5 separate regions of the Mus musculus genome follow, and all the other regions are linked to region 2. Evidence: chromatin loops called from intact Hi-C (ENCODE). Cell type or tissue: left cerebral cortex. All regions are shown on one strand. Each heading gives the region's core, and the rest is flanking DNA. Links, peaks and the distances in the headings are about the cores only.

Evidence for each region. Peaks named below come from ENCODE experiments on the same cell type or tissue, not always from the same donor. Only the 100,000 strongest peaks of a DNase experiment are listed, where the experiment ranks them.
Region 1: a loop joins it to region 2, with 2.6 times the contacts of the local background. A loop is called at or near these places in 2 of 42 quality-filtered maps.
Region 3: it touches region 2 in a loop (3-fold over the local background); 2 of 42 quality-filtered maps call a loop at or near these places.
Region 4: it touches region 2 in a loop (2.4-fold over the local background); 3 of 42 quality-filtered maps call a loop at or near these places.
Region 5: a loop joins it to region 2, with 2.9 times the contacts of the local background. A loop is called at or near these places in 2 of 42 quality-filtered maps.

What each region holds. Positions count from the first base shown.
Region 1 is chr10:21,478,100-21,484,179 of GRCm38, forward strand. No RefSeq gene overlaps it. Among named protein-coding and RNA genes, the nearest start is that of Gm33892, 90 kb to the right of the region's middle. In left cerebral cortex, for the core only: no CTCF peak of the experiment used is centred there; DNase peaks (open chromatin) are centred at 3,321, 4,877 and 5,381; H3K27ac peaks cover 401 bases.
Region 2 is chr10:21,760,757-21,766,836 of GRCm38, forward strand. No RefSeq gene overlaps it. Among named protein-coding and RNA genes, the nearest start is that of Gm5420, 73 kb to the left of the region's middle. In left cerebral cortex, for the core only: a CTCF peak has its summit at 3,508; DNase peaks (open chromatin) are centred at 1,964, 2,437, 3,047, 3,472 and 1 more place; H3K27ac peaks cover 2,060 bases.
Region 3 is chr10:21,656,024-21,662,103 of GRCm38, forward strand. No RefSeq gene overlaps it. Among named protein-coding and RNA genes, the nearest start is that of Gm5420, 32 kb to the right of the region's middle. In left cerebral cortex, for the core only: no CTCF peak of the experiment used is centred there; a DNase peak (open chromatin) is centred at 3,744; H3K27ac peaks cover 929 bases.
Region 4 is chr10:21,879,692-21,885,771 of GRCm38, forward strand. Sgk1 (serum/glucocorticoid regulated kinase 1) reads left to right here and starts at 2,493. Exons shown (of 14, transcript NM_001161845.2): 1 at 2,493-3,016. The coding sequence starts at 2,948. It overlaps Gm46215 (a long non-coding RNA gene), which reads right to left and starts at 2,587. Exons shown (of 3, transcript XR_001779732.1): 1 at 2,502-2,587; 2 at 2,007-2,059. In left cerebral cortex, for the core only: no CTCF peak of the experiment used is centred there; DNase peaks (open chromatin) are centred at 2,636 and 4,052; H3K4me3 peaks cover 3,689 bases; H3K27ac peaks cover 2,972 bases.
Region 5 is chr10:21,600,384-21,606,463 of GRCm38, forward strand. All of the region lies in intron 2 of 1700020N01Rik (RIKEN cDNA 1700020N01 gene), which reads left to right. Among named protein-coding and RNA genes, the nearest start is that of 1700020N01Rik, 10 kb to the left of the region's middle. In left cerebral cortex, for the core only: no CTCF peak of the experiment used is centred there; DNase peaks (open chromatin) are centred at 3,636, 4,362, 4,939 and 5,436; H3K27ac peaks cover 1,703 bases.

The DNA of each region.
Region 1 (6,080 bases), core at 746-5,745, 280 kb before region 2:
AGATCACAAATTGGACTGGAACCAAGGAATCTGGCTTCATCTTTCCCCATAAAACCATCTGGGTAATAATACATAACAGAATTTCTCCATGGCTGTCCTGTGGCTTTGTAGATAAGCAATGATGAATCAGTCACAGTGAAAAAGAGTGTAATTATGTTTGATTTAACTGTCCTCATATACAAATGGCCTGCGTTCCTCCACGGGGAGGCTTGCTTTGTTTGGTAGATGGCATGTTCAATCTGTGGCATAATTCCAAATTGTTTCTGTAGATTGTTCTGTTATCGACTGTTCTGTTGAATTGTTCTTGCACAAGGAAGCATACTGTGTACAAGTGCAGTGTTCTGGACTGAAGTCTTGTCATGGTTGTGACGTCAGACTTGAAGCCAAGTTCCAAGGTTTATACAACCTCCCCTCTGTGCCTCCACTTGAGACCAAATCGTCAATTCTGTAGATTCCTGTAGTGAAGAGTTCCTGTTGACTGCCTTTAAAACACAGCATGAAACAACAAAATGAAAGAAAATATATATGGATCTTTGGTGGATTAAGTTATCAAATATTCCAAAACATTCGGAAATGTTACAAAATTGGTTGAGCATTAGTCACGTTGACACAATCTGTTTACACTCTTAGATGATTTTAATGGTCACACATCTGATCCTTGCTTCATAAAAGTCAAGGATGTAAACCCAAAACAGATTATATAATGTGAATAATTAAAATATGCACGAAATGGTGGCTTTACAAACGTTTTTTATTACAATTTGGAAAGTAAGAGTATTATTTGAGGGTAAATAATCCCAAAGTACTTGCCAACCAGACTTGTGGACATGAGGCTAAGGCTGTGACCTATATGTGTCTAAGGGAGGACATGACACATGTCTCAGGAACCCTTCATGCTCTGAAATATTTTTAATTCAACAAGCATGGTGTTCATAAAACTGTATGTTGAGGTGAAGTTCTTTTGGGAACGTCTTCATCATCTGACATCAGCTATGTAACCAAGATATGGCTGCTTCTTCATGGTTGAGTAGACAGCAGGAGGAAAGGAGGAAGGCCACAATCCTGGAAGCCCAGGGATACCAGGGCATCACACTAGGAGTGTGCATGCATTTCTAGTATATAGAGAGTAAATATTAGGAAGAAAAAGATTAATGGTAATATATATCATTTCCTGCTTGATTTCTATTTCCCCTTCCCCTTCCTATCCCCCTCCGTCCCTCACTCCCTCCTACACTCTCTCCTTTCCTTTCTTTCTTCTGGTATGTTTTCCTCAGAGCTTAAACCACAAGTCTGACCTGAGCACTAGCTGTCTGAGTCCATTGACTATAGAGATGCTTGTAATTTCTCAGTGTGCTCCCCAGTTGTTTTTAAAAATTTGGTAGTGATGAAATTTTTTTATGTTTTCATCCTTTGCTTCAGATGGTAACGAGGATTCTAACCACCCAAGTACTTCCTGTGTTAGCTTCTAAGCGTGGTGTGATAAACCACACACTGCACAGCTTAAACAACAGAAATGTAGTTACTATCTCATTGTGTGGAGAGACTTGTGAGGAAGGTCTGTACCACAGCTGCTGCCTGGCTTCTGATAATTTGTGGTTATCCTTGTAACTCCTGACTCAGAGGAGTGTCTTCCACTCCGGACTTGTTTTCATGTGGAGGTCTGTGTCAAAGTTTCTTTCTCCTTTAAATACATCCACCATGCTTGGTTATGGGCGCACGCTACTCCCACAGGATCTCATCTTTTAATGTGCAAAGGCTGATTCCCATGACCACATTCTGAGATACATGGGGGATAAGGATTAGTATACTGATTTTCTTTCTTTAAAGTTATTTAATATTCATACACACATATAATACGTTTGGATCAAATCTGTCCTCCTTCTCTCCTCCCCCAATTTCTCCCATTACCCCTGCAACATTTCATTCATGATTTCATGCCCCTCTCCCCATGGAGTCTATTTAGTACTCCCCGTCTCTCAGCATCCATCAATGGCTTAGAATTTCTGAGAAAGAGTGGGGCTTGACAAGCCTTCCCCTTATCCATGCCGGATTGTTCTTGTACAAGTCTTGTGGTCTTGTGCTTGTAGCCACTATGAGTTCTTGTACAGCACATGGATTTTCAAGGATTCGACTCAGCTAATAATGCTGTCCAACTAGTGCTTTCCAAGTGAGGTGAGGAGAGAAGGAGGACCAGCAGGGATGTTTGCATTCTCTTATTTTTATTAGTTCTCTGAGAATCGAGAGTTGGTACAACGTGAATTTTAATCTTTCTCATCACCCAGCTTTTCTTAGATCCACCCCAATTCTCTTCCCACCTAACTTCATATTCTTAAAACAAAACAAAACAAAACAAAACAAAACAAAACACAAAAACAAAAACAACCTTCAGGACCAATTTGAGCTGCCCAAATATTCCTGGCATTGCATGGGGGACATTTTCAATCATCAGGAGGATTCACTCTCGGAGAAAACTGTCTCTTCCTCTCCCAGCTGCTAACTACTGCCATTTGCTCCACAGCTAGGGCTGGGATTGTGTGCTTCACTTCCCTCTCCATGCTGAAACTTGGTCTGGCTTGCACTTGCACAGGTCTTGTGCATGCGGTCACAATATCTGTGACTTCATATGTGCAACTACCTGCTGTATATTTTCTGGTAGCCATCCTCCACTTTTGTCTATTACACTCTTCACCTCCTCTTCCACAATGGCCTAGAGTCTTGAGAGAGGATACAGTATGTACCCCCTTTGTGCTCTGTGTACAAACCTGTTTTATTTTGCTTAAGACGATGTCTTAAATTGGGTTTTATTGCTGTGAAGAGACACCATGACCAAGGCAACTCTTATAAAGGAAGACATTTAATTGGGGCTGGCTTATGGGTTTAGAGTTTCAGTCCATTATCATCATGGTGGGAAGCATGACTGAGTCTAGGCAGGCATGATACTGGAGGAGCTGAGAGTTCTACAACTTGCTCTGATGGCAGCCAAGAGGAAGGTTTCTTCCACATTAGGCAGAGCCTGAGCATAAGACCGCAAAGCCCATCTACAGAGACACTCTTCCTCCAACAAGGCCACAGCTCCTACTAGTGCCACTTTCCATGGGCCAAGAATATTCAAATCACCACGGAGGATGACTGAGGATTCTTTGAATGTCCTTCCCCCATTGAAATGGTTTGTGCCCATATCCAAGGGAGATATAATGTCTATGCTGCATCCTGCCCAGCAGTGTATATTAGGATGGAATGAAGCAAAGCATCCTACTGAATTTGGAAATTCAAATGGTCACGTTGCTTTTTTGTTCCGTAACTGGATGAGATTTGAAACTGCCTTGAGAGGTTGTACATAAAGAGATCTCTGACGTTCACAGAGGCTCTGACTCAGTGAGCTTGGAATAAGGCCCAGGGAATATTTTTTAAGTGTTCTCCAGAGAATTTTGATGATATGCCAAATGTAGAATTACTGATCTTGGACAATTTCTCCTTCTTGAGTAAGCATAGTCAATAATGTATGTTTAACTACATTACTCTTGTTAAAGAGAAAACATTGATCATTGGTTCCAATAATGACACTCTTCAGTTATTTTTAGGACAGATATTTCATGATTATTTTAAGGGTTCCAGAATGAGGTTGAATAGACCTCCTGGAGTTGAGACTTTTTTCTATATAAAGTATGCTGTTTAGATTTACAGCTAGTAAATACTAATTGTAGGAACTAACTTCCCTGGTTTCAATTTCATTACAAGCGAAATGAGGAAAACAATGCTTGCTTTGTAGGATTGTCGGAAGACTAAGTTGGATAGCTTATGCAAAACCACTGTGATAAAAAGAAAAATTTCATTAAAGATAATTTCTGTTTTTTTCCCTCAAGGTGCCGAGAATAAGTGAGTGTTGAATGTTTAGCTCTAAATAAGCCGTTAGCCTCAGTGACTGCTTTAGAAGAGGAGGCAGAAGGAATGTGAATGCTGTGAGATAGGGAGGCCATGAGTTGCCAGCTTTTGGAAGGGCACAACCATTGAAACCATAAAAAAGCAGCTCACAATAGCTGCTTTTACAATAGCCCTGCACAAGACTGGTCCAGTCAACTGTCAGTCATGGATGGGGAGGGGCTCATGGGGTCTTATCTCTCTCTACTGAAACGCTGGTTCCTGATAGACCCTGGGAAGCAGCGTGCATATCTTCTAGTGAGCTGACCATGTTGCAGTAGATGACTCCAAATCCTTGGTCACACAGACAGCTGTGGTTAAGCTAAGTGGATCATAAAACAAAATCAAACACGAGGCACGAATATAAGAAAGGAGTTTGTAGGAAGGAGGGAGGGTTAACAGAGAAGTGAGAGATAGAAAGCACCAGAGTAATTGGAATGCATTGTATACGTATATGGAATTTTCAAAGAATAACTTTAATTAATAAAAAAAAGATCATTTCTTTTTATTCTAACACTTTAATATATCTGAGTCATAATCTTTGAATTTTCAGAAATGGAGAGCAGTTAAAATTCATTAATTATGACTGTACATTTTTGATTTTCCTTTTGTCCTTTTTGATTCATATCTCCTGTGTTCAGAGTTTTAAGTGTGTAATTATAATTACTGAACATTTGCAAAGTACAGCAGGTCCCCATACTGCTAGATTAATCTTGTGGAAAGTGAGAATGTTGGCAATAGGTCTTGAATTCTGAAGAAGTGGCAAGCTAAGAAAAATCCAGTGTGACGAATGGCCCATTAAGGGTGGCGGCTTGAGCACATGCTGTAGGGCAGGACAGACCCGAAGGCACTGGACCGGAGAGGGGTCAAGCACTAAGCCTTAAGCACTAAGCCTAGAGTCCGCTGCAGCAGAGATCTCTCCAACATTCCTTCAGAGCGTTTTAGGGAAGCATCTAGCTTGCAACTCGTCACCGTTTTTACTGAATGCCGGTCTTCTGTCTTTAAGAGTCTTGATAGTATTGGTCTTCCAGCAATGCCATTGCTATGTTAAGAGTTTTCGAATTTAGAAAGACATTGAAAAAGAAAACAGTGTAAAATAAGGAAAGCACAACATTTATTTCCATTTAGTTGGCTCTCAGAGGCTAAGTTATCAAGCTTTTAATTGCAAAACCCATCTTCTTTCCAAACCAATTCAGGTGTACTTTGAGATAGCCAATCAGAAAGTCTAAGAATATGTTTTTGACTTCAGCTTCTTTATATGCAAGTTGGTAGCAGATGTTAGCACCCGAGTTTGGTTCCAAATCACTACAGATTTTCTTGCCTCTTGTGGGATTGTACATTCTTTCATACGCCCACACTAAAACTATTTCACTAATGATCACAATTAATAACTTGGGTAGAAAAACTCAAATACTATAAAACCTTCCATTTTAAACTATATGTAGTTGTTATGCGTATTTCTGGACTTAGCTCTCCATAGCTGCCCAGTGCTCAGCTCTAAATAGAGGAGGACATTTCTGTCCTGCTCCAAGGCTCAGGGAACATTATGGGAATGAGCTCAGAAAGTGTAGGAGATGAAAGATGAGGAGGTGTGTTATGAAATATGCTGTCTGCATATGACATAGCTGTTATACCAACAAATTCATAGCACCTGTGGCTACCTACTCGAGACCAGCCCAAAGTTGGGCCTATTCTCACACCATCAAAGATATATGAGGCCTTACCCGTTCCCATGGAGCTTAGAAAATTAATGCTTGCTATGTAAGGAGAAGTCATTTTTCTCCATGGTTCAGCCACTGATAAATAACCGCCACCATTCTCATGTAGTCATTAAATGCAGTGGGGCACAGGCACACACATATGTACATATGCACACATGCATACACACACACACACACACACACACACACACACACACACACACACACACAGTAGGTGGTAGATGGGAAGAAGAAATGGGCCGGAAGAAAAGGATAAGAAGGATAAAGAGGGATATGATTAGAGCACATTTGTGTGTGTGTGTGAAAAGAATAAACAAGTTAAAAAAGGTACTCTGTTCTTATGTGCCATCTGTCACAGTAGATATGGAAGTTCCATACTAATGCATATTAAATGTGCAGTCAACTTTTTCCTAAATATACACAGTCTATGGTGGCTTTTCC
Region 2 (6,080 bases), core at 584-5,583:
GCACCTGGTCTCCCTAACTCAGCGACTGAGGGACATTTAGATTGCTACCACATTACCACTGCTATGAATAATGCTTCAGTGGCTATTCATATGAGGTTTTGTGGGAACGTGTTTTCAATTATCCTGGTTATATGCTTACCGCTGATATTTCTCGGTCATGCTTATGTCTCTCTGTGCTTTATTTTATTTTGGTGTTTTGAGGGAGGGTCTCTTGCAGGCCAGCCTGACTTTGAATCGACTGCTGAGATGAACCTCCTATTGCTGTTCTGCTATCCAGACACGGCAAAATGTTTTTGTTTATACACATAGATTAATGCCTCTCTTCTCTTCTCTTCTCTTCTCTTCTCTTCTCTTCTCCGTCTTCATCTTCTTTCTTTCTTTCTTTCTTTCTTTCTTTCTTTCTTTCTTTCCTCCTCCTCCTCCTTCCTCTCTCCCTCTCCCTCTCTCTCTCTCTCTCTCTCTCTCTCTCTCTCTCTCTCTCTCAGTGGTTTCCCTGTTTAGCCTAGTTGTCCTGAAACTAGCTCTGTAGACCTGACTGGCCTTGAATTTAGGAGCTCACCCTGAGCCACCATGGGCAATGATTCGAGCTGCTCTCAAGTATAGTCAGAGAAGCCTCTTTCTCACTGGGTAGCAATGCAGAGCCTCATCGATAGCTCGAGTGCTGAGACTAAGTGACTTCAGAGTACTTATTCCTAAAGGATACATTCATATCAGTCCTCCCGAGGCTCAGGGGACATTGCAGAAGAGAGGGTAGAAAAACAAAACAAACAAAACCATGGCAGCTGGAGGGTAGGGAAGAGCTCTGTGAAATGTAGTCCTCCCAACACATGACCTTTGCACGGACTTACTGCAGCTGTGGTTACCTGCACAAGACCTAAATGAGGTCCAGCGACCAAACTCTGTCAGCGTTCTAGCAGCAAGAACTAACTGAACTCTCCGTATGGGAAAGGAGACCATGAAGACTGGAAGCAGTGTGTTAGGGACTATCCAGGAGGAGCTGGAGGCAGACATTAAGGGTGGGTATGATCAAGACACATTGTATAAAATCCTCAAAGAATAAGTAAAAGATAATCTATTTTTAAAAGAGGATGCTTCAACGTTTCTGAATGGAGAGCAGGAATAAGGGAATAAGCTGAGTGTGGTAGTGCATATCTTTAATCCCAGGATTTAGGAAGCAGAGGCAGGAGGATTGCTACAAATCCAACCTAGCCTACCTGTCAAGTTCTGAGTTAGCTGGCACCCTATATCAAAAAGAAATCCAAATGGCAAAAAGTAGATTAATAAGTTAATAAATAAGTAAACAAACAAGTAGGAAATATACTGGTTTTTAGAAATATGTATTTTTATCCATGGAAAGAGCTGATCTGATTGTATCAAGTAGTTGGAAGTAAAGAGTTAAGCAAGCCTTAGGCGGGCTCAGGATCAGAGTTCAGAGCTGTGTGGGTAGAGTTTTCTACTCTCAGACTCACCTGGTTTACAGATGTGACTACCGTCTGAAGGCCAGAAGACGCTTTGCTACCCTGATACATTATGCCACAATGTCCATTATGACAGAAGTGGACTACGTTATTTTGCTTCGATTCGACCATGGTAGCTTGTGTTCCTCACTTTCCTGAGCATCGCTGTAGCTTTTGCTTAGCTTTCCAGTTCTCTCTCCCCCAACCCTTCCTCATTTATGCATTTTTGACCCCATCATTCCGGAATCATCATTTCACCATTTGGGATTGTTTTCAAACTAATGTGTCTCACACATACATCTCAGGACTCCATCCATCAGGAGCAATACACAAGATGCCAGTAAAAAAATACTGTCTCTCTAATTTGTGAATGCATGTCTGAAAAAGATAGCAAGTGTCAGATGAGCATAAAAATAACTCAGAAGGCTGAGGAGCAGGGAGGGAGAAAATACACATAATAACTAGCTTGTTGGCTCTTTGCCTCATACAGCAGCCCACGTGCTGCCGCCTGTGATGGCCCTGCTGGTGCCTGTATACAACACCCACCAGAGGCGGTTCAGGCCACCGACTCCCACGTCTCATGCCTGTCTTACCTCCAATGTGTTCCTTTCCTGGTAACTGTGACAAGGATAGCACAGCTTTATTTATTTATTTATTTATTTATTTCTAATCATAAGTTTCCTTGGGAACATACCTTGGATACTGTATAAATGGCTCCGTTGCGATTTTTCGAGAGTTCACTGAAACCCAGGTGGCCCACGATTGAGGTTTTCAGGACCCTGGTGATTTGTCTGACCACTGAGCATTCACAGGCACAGAAATGGTTCACTACATCTAGCGGGAAGGACACTGGGGCTGTGCAGCCTTTGGGCTGCTGGAGAGCATTTAGGCTGCAGAGACCGCACTGCACTTGCTGCTCATCAGAGTTAAGAATAGTGGCTCAGTCTATGGTTTTCTCAGTTCGATTTAGCAGATATTGCCAGAATAGCACTGTTCTGGATTTGGAGGAGGCGCAAGACAAACTTGCCTTGAGGAACAGAGATAAGCTATGGGAAAACGGGCCTACGCCTGAGTTCTGGTTATGTGGCTGTAACTGTGGCGATGTAATCCAGCAAGACCTCACCCACACTTTAACACTGGGCAAACCACAGGGGTCCACGGTCCATCAAAGTGGAGATGACTCACCTTTGAGCTGTGGAGGAATGGCGGCAGAAGAAGAGAAGGGTGGTCAGTTCTGCCTAACAGGTCAGTGCCGGTCAGCTGTGCACGAGGTGCAAGTGCGCTGCTCTCATGGTGAGCTGTGACTTCCCCAAAGGCGCAGCCATCTCCAATTCAGGGGAAAGGCTGGGACAGGCTAACTGGCACGGCTAGGCCATCTGCACGGACTCTTCGTCATTGTTTCCTAAGAAATACAGTCCACAGATTCACATCGTATTAAATATTGTTAAGTAATCTAGAGATCCTTTAAAGAATAGTGGAGTATATGTTTAAGTAATATGCAAATTCTATACTATCTTAGACAAGGATGTGAGCACCCCCAGATTTGGGCCCTGGACCCAGTTCTTCACAGATGCCCAGAAATGGCTATATTTGGTAAGAGGTACTTTTTTAAAATAAAAATTCACAAGATCATAGAGTTGTTTCATAAGAAAGTGATTTATAGCTTGCAAATGTATTCACTTGAAGAAAAATACTTAAATAACATTTCATAATTTGTAGCTAAAAGTCCATTTCTTGACCATTAGCTGTAGTTGGCATGTTAAACATCACTATCTTGGAGCCTCATACCATGCATGGCCACTGATTTAGGTCCAGCTGAGCTTTCAAGGGACACACACATTTACAGTGTCATTTCTTTTTCCTTTAGCTTCTTTTCCAATCCTATGGCATAATCAATCTTTTCTAGTATTCTTTTTTTTTCATATTTGCAAGATTGTTGTACCCACTCCAAAAATCTAAGCTTTCAGAGAACCTTCTGTGTGCCGTGAAATAAAGATGACTAAAAATCCATCATCCTCAAACCCTCGAGAACGGCTTTTCTGCCAACGTTAGCAACCGCCAGTAGGGTAATTGGGAAAGGATAAATATATCTTTTCCTTTCTGAGCATGGTCTCTGTGTAACCCAGGCTGGCCTTGAACTCACACGTATCCTGCATTAGCTCACAAGGGCTGGGATTCCAGGCATGCTCTATCAGGCCAGCTAGGATAGCGCATTCTGAAGATTGCTAACTAAGTGGCTAGAGAGATGGCTTGTCGGTTAAGGGCACTGGCTTCTCTTCCATAGGACTGGACTCAGTTCCCAGAACCCACGTGGCAGCTTGTAACCAGTTCAGAAGAGGGAACCCCATGCCCTCTTCCAGTTTCTGTGGCACTAGGCTCGTATATGGTGTATAGATATTCATGAAAGAAGTAAAACAATAATAACATAGATGGACAGCTGATAGATAGATAGATAGATAGATAGGTAGATAGATAGATAGATAGATAGATAGATAGATAGATAGATAGGAAATCCTGGCCCAGTGAATCATGAAAAAAAGGGGGTGTCCAGGAATTCCTATTTTTAAATCTTCCCAAATGTCATACTTTTTCAGATTTGGTAACCAGTAAGCTAGTTTAATGCTTCTCCAACTGTGCACACAGCTAGGGACCATGTTAAAATTCAAATCCTGTCTCAGTAGATCTCAGGCTGGCCCAAGACCGTGCTTCTTTAACAAGCTCCCAGGAGAGTCCCATGTTGGCAGTGCCTGACCCACGTTGTGAGTGATAAAGGTCTCAGTTACTCCCCAGCTCTGTGTTCGTGGACCACAGATAAGAATCGGAGACTGAGAAGTTCGATGAGCTGTCCAGGTCACCTTAGTGTACAGAGAAGACACTGTGAGCAGCATCGGTGTGCTCTGATGCCCACGCGTGCTGCTTGTGATAACTGCCCCCTGACCTGCTTTGACCTGGGGAAGAGGACGTTCCTGTGGTTCACTCCCCACGGGCGACAGAACATCAGCAGCTCAAGGATTCATTCTCAACCTCTCTTTACCGTCTCTGTCCCTGTCCTATCTGTCCAGTGGTGCGCTGGTAGAGGCCCTGTTCCTACTCACTGGAGAAAAAGCATCTCGCTTTGTAATCCTTGCCTTCTGTGGAGTGGATATTCCTGCTGTGACCCATTTCCAGTGACTGATGCTATGGTTTGTTTTGTTTGACTTTTTATTTCTTTTTGAAACAGGACCCTGCTCAGCCTCCCCATGCTGTGACTGTCTGCCATGCTAGGCTCCAACCTACTTTTTTTTTTTTTCTTTTTTTCTTTTTTTTTTTTTGCACAACCTGCTCTCATGAACCAGAGGAAGCCAGATTTCCCATTGCTACACCCAGCTATCATCTGACCCTCACAGGACCGAAGCCTCAAATCAGGGCAGTAGCCATGATGGCACCGCTGCTTCTTCTTTCTTCTTCTTCTTTCTTCTTCTTCCTTCTTCTTCTTTCTTCTTCTTTCTTTCTTCTTCTTTCTTCTTCTTCTTTCTTCTTCTTTCTTCTTCTTCTTCTTCTTCTTCTTCTTCTTCTTCTTCTTCTTCTTCTTCTTCTTCTTCTTCTTCTTCTTCTTCTTCTTCTTCTTCCTCCTCCTCCTCCTCCTCCTCCTCCTCCTCCTCCTTCTTCTTTTTCTTCTGAGGCAGGGTTTCTCTGTGTAGCCTTAGCTGTCCTAGAACTCACTCCGTAGACCAGGCTGGCTTCGAACTCAGAAATCCACCTGCCTCTGCCTCCCAAGTGCTGGGATTAAAGGCATGCACCACCACTGCCCAGCTGCCATGATGGCTTCTAGGCTGTAAGACACAGTGTCCATTTTGAAGAAATAACACTTGCATTTTAAGCAAGCTGATCCCAGGTGTAACTGGGTAAGAGGCATAGGTTGCAGGTGTCTTAGGAAAGCTAATAGGAAGGAGGAAAGGTCACAGGTAAAGTTTCTGATGGAACATTTAGAAACTGAAAACAAGCAAGCAAACAAACAAAAGAATCAACTGATGAATCCCAAAATGAGCAACGAACGCAGTGATGTAGCCAATCTATAACCCAAAATGTTGGATCTATTTGCTTCTTTGGACAACAGTATTGAGTGAGTCTCCTGAGCTAGGTTCTGACAATACATACAGACCTTGTGTTCTCTCTCTCTCTCTCTCTCTCTCTCTCTCTCTCTCTCTTTCTATCTCTGTCTCTGTGCGTGTGTTTATCTGTGTGTGTATATCTGTCTCTGTGTATGTTTCTATGTGTGTGTGTGTATGTCTGTGTATCTATATGTCTCTCTCTGTGTATGACTGTCTCTGTGTCTGTCTTTATATGTGTGTGTTTGTATATGTGTATGTCTGTGTCTCTCTCTCTCTGTATGTCTTTATGTGTGTATGTCTCTCTTTCTGTGTATCTGTGTGTGTTTCCTTTTTTTCTACATTTCTCAGAGGGTACGATTAGACCAGAACTGTGTCCTGTACCAGTGTAGACATAACTGCCTTTCCTTTCAGACAAGCTACCAACTGGTTTTTTTTTTTAGTGTTTTGAAGCAAAGGTTCTCTGTTTTAACAGATTCACTATTTGAGAAAGTGATGTGGTTTTAAAGGCAGACATTCCCGCAGGCTCACAGAG
Region 3 (6,080 bases), core at 715-5,714, 100 kb before region 2:
GATTCGGTCTCAGTCCTCACTCACACTCACACTCACACTCACACTCATGACGAGTGCTTTACCAGACTGAACCTGTCTTCCTACCTGTGATTGTATTGCTAATAACTACTCTATCTTCTTAAAGTATAGGTCAGGGGGGAATTAATTCCACACTCAATATGGATTCACTACGATGTTCTTATAATTTTCTTTTTTTCTTCTTACGTTTTATTATTGATAGTTTCATGCATATATACAATGTGTTGTGATTTTTCTCAGGCATAAAAAGGCAATGATCATTGGCTCTTGGGTTTTGGAGGAATTACCCTGTTGCATAAAACGTAAAGATAAATTGTTACCTATAAGATGTTGAAGCCACTGACTTTCTTTACATTTGTTAGCAAGAAAAAAAAAGCAATTTACTCATCCCTACTTTAAGTGAGACTCTCTTAGTGCTGAGGAATCAAGTGGGAAGTAAGATTATCCACAGGCATGAGGCGATGTCCCTGTTACAGGCAAAGCTCAGCCTGGGTACTTAGGAAGGTTTTCAGAAGAATCAGGCAATATAGCTACATAGATCGGAGTTTAAAGGTTATGATAGATGCTTGGCACATTATAGACTTTAGACAAGTCACTTTCTGCTTTTTAGTTTTCCAAAATTACTCACTCTCTATGCTTCCATTAACTCAGTTGTCCATGTTACATGCACACTCAGCAGGCAATTCGTGGCCATTTTCTACATACTGAGTACCGAGGCAAAAGCCTGACTCTGGAATGATTCTTGTCATAGCCTAGTTGTAGATGAGGAGAAATATAAACCTAAAGAGATAATTCTGAAAACTACTGGCTTAGTTAGGGTTTTACGGCTATGAACAGATACCATGACCAAGGTAACTCCTATGAAAATAATATTTAATTGGGGCTGGCATACAGGTTCAGAGGTTCAGAGGTTCAGTCTATTATTATCAAGGCAGGAGCATGACCGCATCCAGGCAGGCATGGTGCAGGAAGAGCTGAGAGTTCTACATCTTCACCTGAAGGCTGCTAGTGGAAGACTGGCTTCTAGGCAGCTAGGATGAGGGTCTTAAAGCCCACACCCACAGAGACATACCTACTTCAACAAGGCCACATCTTCTAATAGTGCCACTCCCCAGGTCAAACGTATACAAAATGCCACAACAAATAAGTTCCTCCATAGAGGTCTATCCCTGGAACCAAGAAAGCAGATGCAAAGGCAGAATTCTGCCTGGAGCAGTATAAGAAGTTTTCAGGAACAAACAAAAAGTGGTCTGTGTGGAGCAGCAGGGAGGGGAAGAGAGGGGTGAAAACTGAGCACATTGCGTTTGATGAGATATACTAGTCACCTATCTACATCAGCACTGTCTGTAAATGACGAAGCTGTTCGGCATCCCAAGGTTCTCTGGTTCTAGTGTTGCATCTAATCAGCTCTCAGAAAGCTTCACTGAGGTGTTGATTGGCTGGCTGCTTAGTATATTTAAAGACGGAGAACGTGGATAACTACAGTTCAGTTTTGTTTTGTTTTTTCTTAATGTTCTTTTTTTTATTGGGTATTTATTTCATTTACATTTCCAATGCTATTCCAAAAGTCCCCACATGCTCCCCTTCCCACTCCCCCACCAACTCCCCCACCCACCCACTCCCACTTCTTGGCCCTGGTGTTCCCCTGTACTGGGGCATATAAAGTTTGCACCACCAATGGGCCTCTCTTTCCACTGATGGCCAACTAGGCCATCTTCTGATTCATATGCAGCTAGGGACACGAGCCCCAGGGGGTACTAGTTAGTTCATATTGTTGTTCCACCTATAGGATTGCAGATCCTTTTAGCTCCTTGGGTACTTTCTCTAGCTCCTCCATTGGGGGCCCTATGATCCATCCAATAGCTGACTGTGAGCATCCACTTCTGTGTTTGCTAGGCCCCTGCATAGTCTCACAAGAGACAGCTATATCAGGGTCCTTTCAGCAAAATCTTGTGTGCAATAAAATAGTGTATGCAATGGTGTCAGCGTTTGGAAGCTGATTATGGGATGGGTCCCCGGAAATGGCAGTCTCTAGATGGTCTATCCTTTCGTCTCAGCTCCAAACTTTGTCTCTGTAACTCCTTCCATGGGTGTTTTGTTCCCAATTCTAAGAAGGAGCAAAGTGTCCACACTTTGGTCTTCGGTCTTCTTGAGTTTCATGTGTTTAGCAAGTTGTATCTTTTATCTTGGGTATCCTAAGTTTCTGGGCTAATATTTACCTATCCTATCCTATCCTATCCTATCCTATCCTATCCTATAATATTTACCTATCCTAAATCAGATAGGGGACTAATATCCAATATGTATAAAGAACTTAAGAAGGTGGACTCCAGAAAATCAAATAACCCCATTAAAAAGTGGGGCTCAGAGCTGAACAAAGAATTCTCACCCGAGGAATACCGAATGGCTGAGAAGCACCTGAAAAAAATGTTCAACATCCTTAATCATCAGGGAAATGCAAATCAAAACAACCCTGAGATTCCACCTCACACCAGTCAGAATGGCTAAGATCAAAAATTCAGGTGACAGCAGATGCTGGCGAGGATGTGGAGAAAGAGGAACACTCCGCCATTGTTGGTGGGATTGCAAGCTTGCACAACCACTCTGGAAATCAGTCTGGCGGTTCCTCAGAAAATTGGACATGGTACTACCAGAGGATCCCGCAATACCTCTCCTGGGCATATATCCAGAAGATGTTCCAACTGGTAAGAAAGACACATGCTCCACTATGTTCATAGCAGCCTTATTTATAATAACCAGAAGCTGGAAAGTACCCAGATGTCCCTCAACAGAGGAATGGATACAGAAAATGTGGTACATTTACACAGTGGAGTACTACTCAGCTATTAAAAAGAATGAATTTTGTATGGACCTGGAGGGCATCATCCTGAGTGAGGTAACTCAATCACAAAAGAACTCACACAATAAGTACTCACTGACAAGTGGATACAGTTCAGTTTTGAATGAATTCATTGGTTTTTTGCTGAGGTCCCTTTTCATTCCTTCTGGTGAGGGTTTTTATACCATGATTATCTAAGACTGAATAAATGTACTCCGAAGTTGTTTGTCTCGCTAATGTCTATAGAGAACTGAACTAATTTAAAAAGCCGTGTTCTCATCTAGAGAACCAGAGAGAGAGAGAGAGAGGGAGAGAGAGAGAGAGAGAGAATAAACTGAAGACCTAGATTTCACCTCACACCACTGAACAGTTAATGGCTACTTCAAGACTAAAGGATTTGGGGCTGATATTTAAAGTTTCCTGCCTCCATTTCCTAATATTCTCTGAAATACATGCTACCCAAGCAAGTCTCATAACTGTTGACATTTCTCAGATTCTATGTAGAGAACAGACTATAAAAAGGCATATCGGGGATCAAATAAAAACTGTGGAATTCATGAGTGTATCTTAATGAGGATTTTTCATTCAGTTCTCATCCCTTTGTATATTCTGAGCTATAGTAAGCAGAGATTTATTTCCCGGATGCCACCCAAACGTCTATTTCTTAAGTTTAAAAAAGAAGAAAAGAAAGAAAGCAGACATATTCAGAAGCAGATGAGCCACACAGGAAGTTAATGACTCAACACTTTTAACACTTGCAGTGGGTTGACTTGCTCTTAGTTCCTGGCATGGGCAAAGGTTTAGTTGGCTCTCAGTCTCTCCAAAACAATCCCCACTGTCTTTGGTTACATCGTGACGGCACTCCCACTACTGTGCCCCAAATACCCAACACTCTGCCAAAGTTCTATTAAAGAACACAGACTGCAAGCAAACATGTTTGATACCCCCAGACATCACGTGCATATTTCTTCACTGGTGTTGCTTGCTTTATTTCTTGACGTTTTCTCTTAGTCAAAGGTTCTCTGGCTCATATGAGGCTAAACTTGAAGAAAACCGCTCCTCTTTGTTGCCAGGTCTTTGTAGCAAAGGCATCTATAAAGAACAAGCATGCTCCATTTGCTGCCTATCTGACTCACAGCAGATTGAAACAGCTGCAGAGGCCATGCCAGCCCTCACAAGTGTGATTTCTTATGAAGCATCGAGAGCCTCTGACCTTTAGACTGAAATTCTTAAAATTTGCAGTCTGAAACCTGCTTCTCCATTAACCTGGCACGTAAGGATAAAAGTTGCTTCTTCTTGCCCGAGAGCCTGAAGGTGTTCTGCAGATTAAACACCTTTGGGTTCAGCAGGCTGTAGTGCTAATAGATTTGAAGCCACCCACTGTTCTCTTCCCCATGAGAGGCTTGAACGACTTCATAAATCAGACTGATTCATTCCCATGACCCCAAACCTCTGGGCTTGTTTTGTTTGTTTGTTTGTTTGTTTTGTTTTGTTTTTGTTTGTTTGTTTTTTTTTGTTTTTTTTTTGACTTGAAATATTTTTTTATTATTTAAATTTTTGACAATTTTATCTGTTGATATTATGATGAGGTTCACCCTTTTGGACTTTTTGATGGTCTTCCGACTCCTGCTGACCTACTTTTTACAAACAAGCCTCCCTCTTCCCTTCGTGTGTTTTTGTGTGTAGGTCTTAGGAAGGTAGCCACAGCAGCTGCTTTGCTGCAGCCTGGTCATGCAGATGAGAGACTTTCACAGCACTGTCCCTGTCCCTAGACCCTTACAGCAGAGGTGACGCTCACTGCTACACTCAACAGACACTTGCTCTCACCACTTGAGTAGCCATGAAGCCTCTGCCTCAACTGTTGCTCACTGCAAAACAAGCTGCTCCAACAGACAGACAGCAGCACCGGTCCAAGGCAGAAAATAATAGACTTAGAAGGTCATTTGGTTGTGTGGTCATCTAACCTAATACCAACAGTAAATTCCCCCCTTGGACCACTCACTGACTTCCCTAGCCATACATTTTTTTATTATGTTTACAGTGTGAGATGTGAATTCTTCCAGTAGAACAGGACACAAATCCAATCAGGAAGAACCAAAGTCAACTTGCAAGCCCCACCCACCCAAGAACAAGGTAACTTTCTGGAAAGCTGGGAGTTGTAGTTCTTGGACAATGCGACTGCCACATGAGAAATATGGTGGCCTTATGGTTTTGCCCTTAAAAAGCCCCTACAACCTGTGACTCATTGCCACTCTCTGGAGTTCCAGACAGTGGACCTCACCAATGTCCATCTTGGTCAGTATTTAGTTAAAGCTTACTTCAAAACTAGCTCAAACACTGGTTACTTATAAAACAGTCATGCTACTGTTATACCAGTAGGCACCTCTTGCCAGAAAGGTCAGTGTTGACCCACTGTGCTTAGCTTTCTATTTACATGGAAATGGAAAATTTACCTCTTGTGAAACCATTACACTAATCTTAATTTTGTTCTTAATAATGTCTGAAAAGGTACCTCGTTTCTATTTCTGCTCCCAGGTTCTCTATTTGACTTGGAACATCCATTCAAAGGAAGACTTAGACTCTCATTTCCTTTACATAACTATAGCAACCCAACAAACCATGCAGTACAGTAGTTGTTTTTTGTTGTTGTTGTTTGTTTGTTTTAGAACTAGCTTACTTTCTCAATGACTTTTACAAGTGGTTAATTCCAAAGGCTTCCATGGCTGAGCTAGAGTAGTGAGTGTCTAGAGTACCAAACCACGGACCCTGAAAAGAAGGGGCCAGAACAGAGTTCTGGGCCACTTGGGACCAGAAGCACACTTAGAACACGGTATTCTACAGTGAGTTGTTCACGGTGAATTCTAATCATAGCAAGACCGTAGACCTACTTACGATCATGAAGAGTTCAGAGTTGCAGGAAGGCACTCCATATGTTTTAACTATTCCCAAGTAGTCATGTGGGACGTAAAATCATGCCAGGAAGTTCGATAAGATAGAGCAAGCAGAGACCCAGAGACTCAGTGGGCACACATCTGAGGCTTAGGTAACTCTCAGTTCCTGCCAGATTCCTGACTGGAGCACGTGACATAAAAGAAATGTGTCCTATGGTCAAGTAGGCTGAAAACAGAGTTCTCCATACTAATGAGGTACCAAGAGGCTCGGAAAGCTTCGCCAATAAGCATTCCTTCTCAGACACTCCTCCCTGCAAAAAAGGTGTTTAATC
Region 4 (6,080 bases), core at 498-5,497, 120 kb after region 2:
CTTTATTGTTGTTGTAATGACCAAACTATGGCCCTAAATTATGGATCCCTCTACCTTTTGTCACCTGCCTTTCCTTCCTATCCTGTCACCTGCAAAGGAGAATAGATCTAATGCTTAAGTACATGTGTACATACTTAGTCATGTTCTATTACTGTGAAGAGACACTATGACCAAGGCAAATACTATAAAAGATAATGTTTAATTGGGGGGCTTGCTCATGGTTTCTGAGGGGTGATCATCATGGCAGGGAGAGTGTCAGGTACTGAAGAAGTAACTGAGAGCTTTATAAACTGACATGACTTGAAAGCTGTGGGGGGTCGGGGGATGGGGGAGCAGGCCTGGAATGGGTTTTTGCAATCTCAAAGGCCACCCCTCAGTGACACAAGGCCACACCTCCTAGTCCTTTCCAAACAGTTCACCAACCGGGGGATAAGCATGCAGTTCTATGAGCCTCTGAAAGCCATTCTCATTCAAACCATGATATGTACATTGCTCCTGTGATACAAAGTATGCACCATTGCGCTCATGACCTTGTGTAAAGTCTAGCATAGGCTAGCTATGGCGTCAGCATCTGGAGGTGGCCTTTGGGGGACAGGAAGAATGAATTAGTCTTTAGTTTTGTCTTCGTCTCCTTCCCTTATAGACTCCATGAGACATTTCTCTTCACCTTAGGTCAATGGAGAATCTGCCAAAGCAAGTCTGTGTGGTAGAACAACAGGAAATCCAACTGAGGGCCCCAGAATCACCCGCTTCCCTGGGTTATTTAAAATATATATATTTATCACCCACATTCAATAAATGGCTGTTATAACACTTTGTGAGGAACAGTGAAGAAAGGAACAGGAAAGAGATTGAATGGCTTTCACTGTTTTCTAATGAAACTTACTGAGGTATAATTTTACTGTGCAAAACAAATTCTTTTTCGTTTCATGATGAAGTTTGGTTCTTACTGTAGTCATTACCATAATCCCGATGGGGAACATTTCTTTCATCTTAGAATAATTCTCTTTGAGTTCTCTCTGGTGATTTTAGATGGCCCCTTTAGGAAAATCACGGCCTACTGAAGCTGTAGATTACATAATGTATCCTTGTGTCTTGTACAACTTCATCCATATCTCACCTCATAGAAACTCATACTCTAAAGGAACTCAGGCACCTCTTCCCCAGTTAATCCACGTTTCCCATATAAATGGTGTAACAATGTGGGTTTTGTTGTTGTTATTGTTCTGTTTGGGTGTTGTTTCTGGCTAGGATCCCATGAATTCTAGTCTGGCCTCAAACTCTGAGGATAAGCTTGCATTTCTGATCCTCCTACCTTTAACCTCCCAACTGCAGGGGTTCTAATCCCATGTTGCCACAGTGTCTGTCGCTGTTTTGTTTTTTCTTTTGTTTGTTTGCTTGTTTTGTGGTCCTGAGGATTAAACTCATGGTTTCATGCAAGCACTCAATCAACAATTATTTTTAAGGATAGTTCTAGTGTATTTCCTACCAGTGAACGCTTACTGGTTTTGGATTTGAATGCTATATTTGAATAGAATGAGATGTCAAACAAGTGATTGAGTGGCTGAATTAATGAATGAGTGAATGAATGAGTGAGTGAGTGAGTGATCGTGTATGTCTATCTCATAGACCAAAGTACAGCCGGAGGTGAAGTAGCTGATCAAAACCACATGCTAACAGGGACCCCAAACCTTTTTGCTATAAATCCTATTTAAAAAACAAAACAAAACTCATAAAATATCAGCATCAAAGAGCACAAGTGGAAACGAGCTACGCATAATTAAATGTTTTTGTTAAATGAATTCACTTTGCAGAGGTTCAGGATAAGTTGGGGCATGTAAAAAGACTCGTCCTTGCTTCCTGTGACTCCCTTAGCATTGAATGGATTCAGCACGAATTTTTGGTGAAGGTCTGGGCAAGGTTCTGCCTATTGGTTTTGCACACTTTGTTTCTGTTCATTGATTTTCTCTTACTGCCGGCTTCTCTGTTGAAAAGGGTGGGCTTACCTCCCCAGTTGTTCCTTCTAATGTCACAGCGGAAGGAAGGGCATCCGAGGACCCTACAGAGTAAGAGACCATTCACTGCTACACATGTGTAGGCACATTATTTTATTTTTCAAGGTTTCATAGGGCAGGAACACGTTTGATGCCCCCCACCCCCTGCCTCCGGGGCTTGGTATCAGAACCGGAATCTGAAGAACTTCATTGAGAATTACATTATTGGGTCTGCATTTTACTCTGGTTACCACATTGTTGCAAAGAAAAACCAATTCAAAGAACCCTCCCAAGGGAATCCGTTGTTCTGTGTTTTCTGTGTCTCCTGACCATCCTCTGATCTTACTCACATATGCATGCATGCATCCTTGCTCCTTCCTGCCTTGCTTTCTCTTTCCATTTACCTTTCTGAGGAGGCTCTCTCCCTTCCTCCTTCCCTCCCTCCGGCTTCAGCTCTTTCTTACTCCTTCCCCCAGCTGCTTAACTACAGCTCCCACTGGAACCTACACAATCAAAAACAGCTCTCCTCCAGCAGCCTCCAGCAGCGCATCACCTGGAGCAGAGCGAGTCGCTCGCTCCCCGCTCAGCCCGGGAGCAGCTCGGTAGCTGGGGGCGGGGACGGTACCCTGCTCTCGCCTGAGCGCCCGCCAGAGCATCTCTGGATAGATTTGCTGTATCCCGCCATCCGGCCCCGGGGTCCTGTTGTGGTGATGCTTACGTTTCAAAGCAATGATGGAAAGAGAAAAGCCATTGCCAGTGGCCTCTGAAAGTGGGGCGAGTTACTGCAGTCGCTGCCGCAGCAGGATGAGCGAGTGAAAAACTGAGCCCCGTTAGCCTCTCCATCCCGTTCGGTCTTCATTCACCGTCTCCAGGAAGGCGGATCGGGATACAGATGCAGTAAACCAAGCCGGTGCCACCCTGGATCTATAACTGTGAAGTCCCTTCTGTGGAAGATGGTAAACAAAGACATGAATGGATTCCCGGTCAAGAAATGCTCAGCGTTCCAATTTTTTAAGAAACGGGTAAGCCCAGGTTGTGGTTGTTGCTTTTGTTTTCTACGCTGCTTCTCTCAAATGCTTTTGGAGGCTTGCCTAGGGTAAGCCTCGGGTTTTGTTACTGAGCCCTTCGTGAAAGCAGAGCTTCTGGTGTCAGTGGTCAAGGTGAGCGCTGGCCCTGCTGAGATTCATATTTGTTGGGGGGTGGGTAGGGGAGATGTTGATGGAAAGGGGGGGCTCAGAGGAGTTGCATTGGAAGAAGGGGGTTGGGCCGAGATGCCTTCAAATGGGTTTAAGATGGGAACTGAGATTTCTCAATCAAAGCCATGCCCAGGATTACAAGGCAGTTTCAAAGACAGCTGGCCCGAGTGCAGTTAATAAGAAGCAATTTAGTCTGGGCTAATTAAGTAGCTCTCTCGCTCTTATCTTTGAAGGGTTCAACTTTGCCACACCTTCCCTCCGTCTCAAGGGCTGCTGCATTTTCGTCTTCAATTGTTAGAAGCAGCTTTGGCTCCTCAAATCCATTCTGCCACTATCTCTATCTTTGGGGTAAACAGGAAAGGACCAGAGTGACCTTTGACAGAAATGATGGACTCCCAACATCTCAAACCCTCTATTTCAAGTTGCCTCAATTTTGCCTAGCACACGTGCCCTTACCAAAAGAATAAGGGATAGCCTGTTTTATAGCCCAAACTATGATTGGGGGGGGGGGCGTGCGGGGAGGGTTCTGCTGCTATGTACATTTGCTGTATACATTTGTTTAAATTCCTTTCATTCATAATGTTAGTAATGTCATAGGGCTGTAAATGAATAGACCTTTCTCTGTTTCACAGATAAACTCAGTTCATTGCAATGGCCACACTGGAGGTCTGTGGCTCTGCAAATTTATACATGAGTGGGGACTCAGAAATGAGTGGTTGTTGGAAGACTGATCATTGACATCCTTATGGGGAGTGTCTCTTAAGCAATAGGAGGCTCCTGTAGCCCCAGTTGTGCCGTCCTATTTAGTGCCCGGGGCGGTCCTATCCAGCTGCTTCCTTCCATTCATTCACCCTTCCCTTCATTCAGGCCGCGTCTGTGTGTGCCGAAAAGGCAACAGAACGTAATGAATTACAGGCTGGGCTGGACGGCCTCCTAGCACTGAAGGGTCAAGCTGGAAAGGCAGGTCTGCAAACCAGCAGTCTGCAAGCGCCAGCAGGAGCTCTCTCACATCCTGGCTTAGAGATCCCCAAATCTATGGCCAAATGCAAACGATACGCACTAAATCTGAGTAACGCTAACTCCTGCAGCCAGTGTCAGTTGAGAGGTCTTTCCCCAGTAGAGTCTGCAAGTCAGCCCAGCTTCTTGGTCCTCCCGCACTACTAAGGTCTCCCCTGTAGTCAAAAGATACTTTTCCAAGGGAAGCACCCTTTTATTTAGTCCTTAAATTCTTTACTTCCTTCTAACTAACTAGCCAAAGTTTGCTGTTTTTTTTTTTTTTTTTTTTTTTTTTCTCTAGCTACATTGACCAAGCTGTCTTGAATGCCTGGGCTGAAATGATCCTCCTGCCTCAGTTTCTTGTGTATTGGAACTATAGGTTTAGGCTTATGAGCTTATGCCTATCTTAACTAATTTATTTGGTGCTATTAAGGGTATTTTGTTTTACAGTGCTGGGCCTCAAGCATGCAAGTCACCCCTCCCCCACAAGCCCCATCCCCAAACAGTGAACTACGTTCACAGTCCCTGGGGAGTTTAGAACCCTTTCAGCTATATATTGTCAGTCAACCAAGTGTCAGTTACATACTGTTTATTTATTATAATAGTTTCTTATTTTCTTTGCCATCAAAATATACTACTAGAAATCCCAGCTTGACATCTGGTTGCATTTTGCTTACGAGCATAATTTACCAGTGTGTTTCAGCCAGTGTTTCTGCAGACCTTGGGTTTTGGAAAGAGTGAGACAGGGTACAGATGTCTTCTCAAAAACTGCAGGGAGAAAGAGATTTACACCATGAGGTCCAGCAGGCCATTTCACTGGGTTCAGTCTGCTGGAGATTGGGTCTGACATCTCCCTGCCCCCCCTCTGCTCTCCTTGCCCCTCAAGGACAGTAGAATGTGACATGTGTCACGTCATTGACAGCCCTGGGGAGAAATTCCTTGATTCCTGTCTACTTTGTTTTATTACACATCCGATTTATTCTGTATTCTAAATGCTCTCTGCTTGTACTCTGACCTTGCCTTGGCTTTTTCTAGTTTGGGTGTTTTTGTTTGACTGATTTGAGACGGGGTCTCTTTCTTCTAAACCCGATTAGCTTCCAACAGCTCATGGCGTAGCTGAGGCTGACCTTGAACTCCTGATCATTGAGGGCCTGTGACTCCTAGGTGCTGGGATCCCAGCCATGCTCCAGCATACATGGTTTTAAATGTATTATTATTGTTATTACACAGGTAATAGGAAAATAAATGTGTACAGTTAGAAGACAGTAGAGAAGTTTAGCTCACCTTTTCTGGAACTCTTCCTTCCCTCCTCATGTTGTCATGGATGCTAATACTTTGCTGAACTGCTCTATGTGCCTTACATACAAATTCATATTCTATAATGTCTTTGTTTTTGGCCAAGAATAATCCATTTCCTTATGTTCTATTGAAGTTCCACACATTTCTGCATATCTTAGTTTTAGCCCAGCTAGACAGTCCTACAAAGTAAACCTTTGTCTAATGCCCACATTGAGCTGTGAACAGAACTGGATTCTGGGGAGGTGGGGAGGGCTGTGCACACACACTCACCAAAGAAACAACTGAGTCCTGAACACAATTTTTTGATTGTAAAACACTAAAAGACGGCTTCCTACATTTCTCAGCTATCCAGAGGGAATCCAGTGAGCCACCAGAAGGGACTATAGCTAATGTGCTCCCATGGTGGCCCACCAGGAGCCGTATTCATTCTGACTGTGTTTTAAATCTCATGGACCAAGCAGTTTCTGCAGATTATTTCATTTATTCCTCATAGCAACCCAACAAAAGAAAAATGATTCTCTGTGCAAAGTGTAATGTAGAGAGACTGAACAATTAATTGGTTAATGTCAGTTTGTTTGTCTAAAGATCAAGTGTG
Region 5 (6,080 bases), core at 769-5,768, 160 kb before region 2:
CAGAAGTGTTTCCTGATTCACCCTGCCCTTCCTAACACCTCTTCTCTCCACACTCTGCTGATCTCTGAATTATACTGCATCCTAGCTCGGGAAACCTAGTAGACTGGATTGACTGAAAACCTAGTAGAAGGGTTGCTGCATTTAAGATTGGTCTGTTTTCAACTTAGAGTTCATTCATTCATTATGAGATAGACCTTTGTCCTCCTACTATGTGTAAGAATTGGAGATGAGAACAGAAAAAAAAAAACAAAACAAAAACAGTTTAATCATTCAGCTAGCCGTGATTGAGTGCCTTGAAGGAGAAGGTGGTTTCACAAGATTGAGTTGAGCCCCTTCTGTTAAAGGCCATATGGGAGAGAGGCTTTAGTGGGGGTGTGGGGTAAAGTTCTAAACAGTGGGAGAAGCAAATTTCAGCCTACTGAGGTGGGAAATAATCTAGCATAATCGAGAGACTATTAAACAGTGGCCCAGGCTGTACCCCAGGGGCCTCCCAGGTCAGTAAAAATGAATCAGAGCTTGTTTTATGCTTTTCTCCACGAAGGGGCTGAGAATTTACGGCCCTTAGTGATGTTCCGCCACTGTTTACCTGATACTTGGAGTTTAGCTTCTACATGGTGTGACAAGCCCATCGAAATTTTGACTTTCCCATGTGCCTTAGTGGTAGACCTATAAATCCCTTCACTTCTGTTTGGAAGTTCTCTGAGCCAAGTCACCTGCTTGCAATAGCAGGCTGTGGGCACTAGGGGGCAAGGGAACGTTTTCCTACATTTCTTTTGGTAAGCCAGTGAATGGTGACTGTCCATGGGCTTTGACCTTTGACCTTCACATTGAGTTAATGAGGGAGGTCATACCACATGTGCAGGCCATCGCTTTTCTCATCTTATTGAAGCATTACAAAACCAAGCCAGCAGATCTCTGAGATTACAGGTATGATTTAATGCTCTCTGAATTCAAGAAGCTGCCTCAATCGGGGGTCACTGAAGCCGTGGGGGTTCATGATAATGGTTTAGAAACATCAACAGAACATATTTCAAAGGACTTCTCAAAATCTTTAACTCTAGTCTCAGGGACTAAAAGGGACACATAGTCTAGAAAACAGGGTCTTCAGCAGCCTTCCAAGACTGTTCCCTGCTAGGATGGGGACTGGGAGCGGAACCAGAGAGATGCTGGAATCTTAACTGTGTTATTGGCAGGCCTAGGCCGTCTGAGTTGATAAACCATTACTAGGAACACAGTGAGATTTCCACTTGGAGTTAGGTGTTGCTGGGTTTTTGCTGCACTTCTGGAAGCTGTGTTTGCAACACATAATAAATAATGATACCTCTAGGGGAAACAGAAAAATAGACAAGGCTACTCATTACTGCAAATTGGTCATGGAGTGACTGGGTGGTGCAAACCTCACACCGGTCATATTACAGTGATTGCTGCAGACAGCAGTCCTATGCCAGTCACGAGGAAAATCAAATAATTAGCAGATGTCATCAGTGCCAATCTGTTGGTGTTTAAAAATGGACCGAGTGAATCAGCAAACTATTTAGGAAAGTAAGGCTGTGCCGATCATTCTGTCATGAGAAGCCTTGTGTGAACAATATGGCCTATGTGTCATTAGGGTACTTCAGCATGACCATGAGAAAGAAAATGGAGGCCTGTATATCCAGCATAACGACAAGAGCCAGCTATGTTTACAAGTACCACACTGCGCAGATGCCTTTAAACTTTCAAACAGTATTTAAAACAAATGACTAAGGCAATGTCTCACTGTGATTATTGTCACTGTCACCATTAAAAGCAAATGACACAGTTTAAAGTGAGACACAAGCTCTCCTCTCTAGATGCATTGATGATGGAATAGGAATAGGCGTGGACATAAGAAGTATGTAGATAGAGATGAAGTGACTACAGGCACAATAAAAATAGACGAGCATCACTTATGGAAATGGAATAGAGTAGCCGTAGGCCTAACACTGAGGGACTCTGTCTAAGCATCATTGCGTTTACACTTGAGAGCAGTCCTGTGTTGGCTTCCTATTATCCCATTCTCCTCATAGATGTAGGGGAGGAGACTTGGGAAAGTGGTCCCAGATGTGAAAACAAGTCTGCCATCTCTAGTGGGACACTATTCCTTCCAAGCACTTTGTCCCTGCACAGGTACCCTACATTTCTGCCGCAGTGTTTGCTTGTGTCTATGTAACAACACCGCATCTTCTAGGTGCATTTCTACTATTCTGATGTTACCATTTGTACCATTCCTAACAACACAAATGTAAACTCTGTTGTGTTTGAGGCCAATTCTGCATTCGGTTGTAATCCTAGCAAGTCCTTACCATGTACTATGAACTGTGCTAAACATCTCACATACCGTAGTTATGTAGGGTAAATGTTATTCCCATTTTACACATAAAGAAGCTGAGGCTTAAGAGAAACGAAGTGACTTTCAAATAGTAACAGATCTAGGGCACAATTAAACAAGACCCTGAACCTGGTCTGTCGGCACCCAAAGGGTCACATATTCCCATAAAGCTGTGCTGCTCAGGTGCTCTGCTGACCGCTAAGGGGCTTCATTCAACATGGGCTTCACCACCAGCTTCTCCATGGATAAGATAATTAGGACGAAAAGTAGGTCTGTGTCTCCCCACAGCGACCCGGATGGCATCTGAGTCAGTGTGCAAGGAAGAGATCTTTGTCATTTTTCCAATTATCTCTGCTTGGGGCTATGTTCCCTAGGGGCTCTCAGGCTATGGGAACTGGTGAGAAGTGTAAACTCAGTGAACTGAAGGAATGGTAGACTGTCCCCAGTGCGCACATGCTCCCAGGGAAAAGAGTGCTTCAAGCAACAACCGGGGTTTATTTTTCTTTTTTCTTTTATTGTATATTTTCTTTTACTTACATTTCAAATGTTATCACCTTTCCAGGTCTCCCCTCTGGAAACCCCTATCCCATCCACCCTGCCCTGCCTCTATAAGGGTGCTTCCCCCACCCCTGACCCCTGCCCACTCCTGCCTTCCCTCCCTGACATTCCCCTACACTGGGGCACCAAACCCCCTAGTCCCAAGGGCCTCTCCTCCCACTGATGTCCAACAAGGCCATCCTCTGCCACATATGTGGCTGGAGCCCTTTGGTTGATGGTCCTATTCCCGGGAGCTTGGGGCGTCTGGCCAGTTGACACTGCAACAACCGATTTTTTAAAGCTATCCTGTCGCAGTAGTGATGCTCAACTGTGTGAACTTTCCCAGGAGCAAGTGAGTAAAACCATGTACTCACCCCAAGTGGAGCACCAAGGACAAAGAAAGGAAACAACCGAGTATCACTGGACACTAGTGAGAGCACAGAGCAGTGGCTACTCACAGGAGAGGGGCGAGGTGACATAGGAGTGACTGTCCCACTGAAGAACTGTCTTCCTTCAAGCAGCCATCAGCTGCCTGTAAACCCCCTGGTAGGAATAGGGTCTCTTAAGCTCCACCCCTTCCCCTTCTGTGGTGGAACCTTAGTGGTCTCAACCTTGTGTCGTCCCCCTGTGGTAATTACAGTCCCAGAGGACAGTGGGCAGCCGTGTGCATAGGACAGCATTCCACAACATGGATAAATCGGGACAGGCGCAGGATAAGCAACGTGTTGGAATCTTAGTCCTCAGTAGAAAGAGGATGTAAAGGTGACTTATTTCACTCTCACTGCAGTGAGGAGAGTAAGACACAGACATCCACAGTTGCAGAGTTTCTGAGTGGCAAATGGGGTTGGAGGAGGGAAGGCCGATTCCCAGGTGCGTGTTCCTTCCACAACAAGCCGTTTCCTCCCTCGGGTGCAATTTAAAAGGAAAGCACAAACTACCTTCAGTGACCTGATTAGATAATTAAGTTTTGATATTTATTTATTTATTTATTTATTTATTTATTGGCTTTTCAAGATAGGGGTTTCTCTGTGTAACCTTGGCTCCCGACTCCTGGAATTAAAGACATGTGCTACCTTGTCTGCCATGTTTTGATTTTTTTTTAAATCCACTTTTTAATATAAGGCCACTTTCCAATTAAACATATCCTAGGAGCATGGACTCAGACACATCTTAGGGTTGTCTGACTTGGAGCATGAGTCTTGATGGATTATCAACAGACTGAGATCAGGGAAGGGCATAGCGTAAGGGAGGTGGTGGGAGAGCCAGAAGTGGGGGCAGTCCACTCTCACTCCGGCTCTTCATATTCTGGAAAGCCAGTAGGTCTTCTCCGTCTGCTCGGCTCACGAAGGGATTTAGTTCTCTTCACTGCCTTCCCCGCTAAGTGATCATAAAGAGACATTGATTGGCAGCTTGCTCCAGGCTTCCCACACAGCTACGTGGAACTCCCACCCATCCCTAAAATGAGCCTTGTATTTGATATGCCTTATTTTTTCACTGCAGTCTCCAATTTAGATATCTGGCAGTTCTTAAAGGACAGTGTCTGTGTTATTTTCCTTGTATAGCATCTAGCACTATGTCAATTATAAACACCGTGAAGGAAAAAATAACATGATACTGGCCCACAAGACAACGCAAGCATCAGAATTTACAGTTTTCATTTTTAAGGCCAGCATATAAACATGTAGCAGGGGAAATAGAAGAATGGGTGCCATATGGTTTCCCCCAATGTTTCTTCTAAAATTCAAAGTCCATGAACTGTGTCCCATAGCCAGTGGAGTCCACTGTGGTGGAGCCTGGGGCTGCTCAGCACTGCAGGCTGCAGAAGGCCTTTGGACCTGAAGCATTCACCCCGCAGCTGGATGGGGGAACTCCCTGGAGAAGAGCCAACTGGTATTTTTTGCTGAGGCTGTCAGTGACACAAGTTGTCACAAGTCTCTTCCCCTTTCTTCCCTGCTCTGTGGAAGACTGGCATGAATATTTCCTACCCCTATTCTCCTTCCCTACGGTTCCCCACTGCACAGGGCTCACTGCCATTCAGATGGCTGGCCTGGCAGGCCACCTGTGGAGGAGTGCCTCTGGCACTGAGCCTAGACATCGAGAGTAAGTTAGACTCAGGATTTTTGGATCCTGACTTCTGTCCTGATGTTTCCCAATCACACTCACTTGAACAGAGACAGATGGTTTGCAGCTAGCCCTGGGAGCAGAAGTTGTCTGGCTTTGCAGTTTGACTATCGAAGGGCCTGTGCTTAGCCAAGAACCCTGAGCTCTTGGGGCTGATTTGGTTCTCAGAGGTCTCCTAACAGCCATAGCCTGGAGGGCTCAATTTCAAAGACTAAGTCATGAAGGAGCAACCCAAATCCCCAGTGTCACAGAAGGAAGGTCAAAGGTGCATGTGTCTATGGGGCAGCGGTGGGGTGGGGTCTTCTCATGGCAGCCGGATGCAGTGCCTTGTAGTTAGATTTCTTTTCTGAGAGTCGCAGACATAAGAGACTGTCACGGTACTGACAGATGGCAAGTGTAGGGGTGGGCATGTGTGCTGGGGCTGAGTGGGACTCACAGCAGCAACTCTGTCACCAACTAGAAAGCACAGGCATAGGTCCTAGCTTCCAGAATGCTGACGTATGAGGACCCTGTGTCTAAGGCCAGCCTGGGCTATATATAGTAAGACCCTGCTTAGAGAAACCAAGGAGATGCAGCTCACTGGTAGGACACATGCACACTGGCTCTTGAGACTTATGCCCAAACTCCAGGATTTATATAGAGTCTTTATTCTTGGCATGATAATGCTTAGACTTTTATGTGACTAGGATTTTATTCTCAGGTTACTGGTCCTTTGTAAGTCTAATGTTCTCATCCTTGTAAACAATACGAACTCTGAAGATGTCAGTTGATATCACAGTAAGATGCTTTCGATGACATGTTTTTAGTCCTGACCCACCTTAATACCTTCTTAAGATTTCCTGCCTTATAAAATTAGTGAGCTAATGCCTGGTCATCATGAAAATACATACTGCATAAATAGTAATAATCCCATTTTATACATTCAAAATAGTATGGTTTGGCAACTAGTCTTCCACACATATTCCCATGTATATATGTCTGTTCAAACATGTGTCTGGGTATATGTGTGTGCACATACTTGTACACGGAGAGTGGGGAGGAGAGAGATCATGTTATTTTTTAAAGAAAAAAA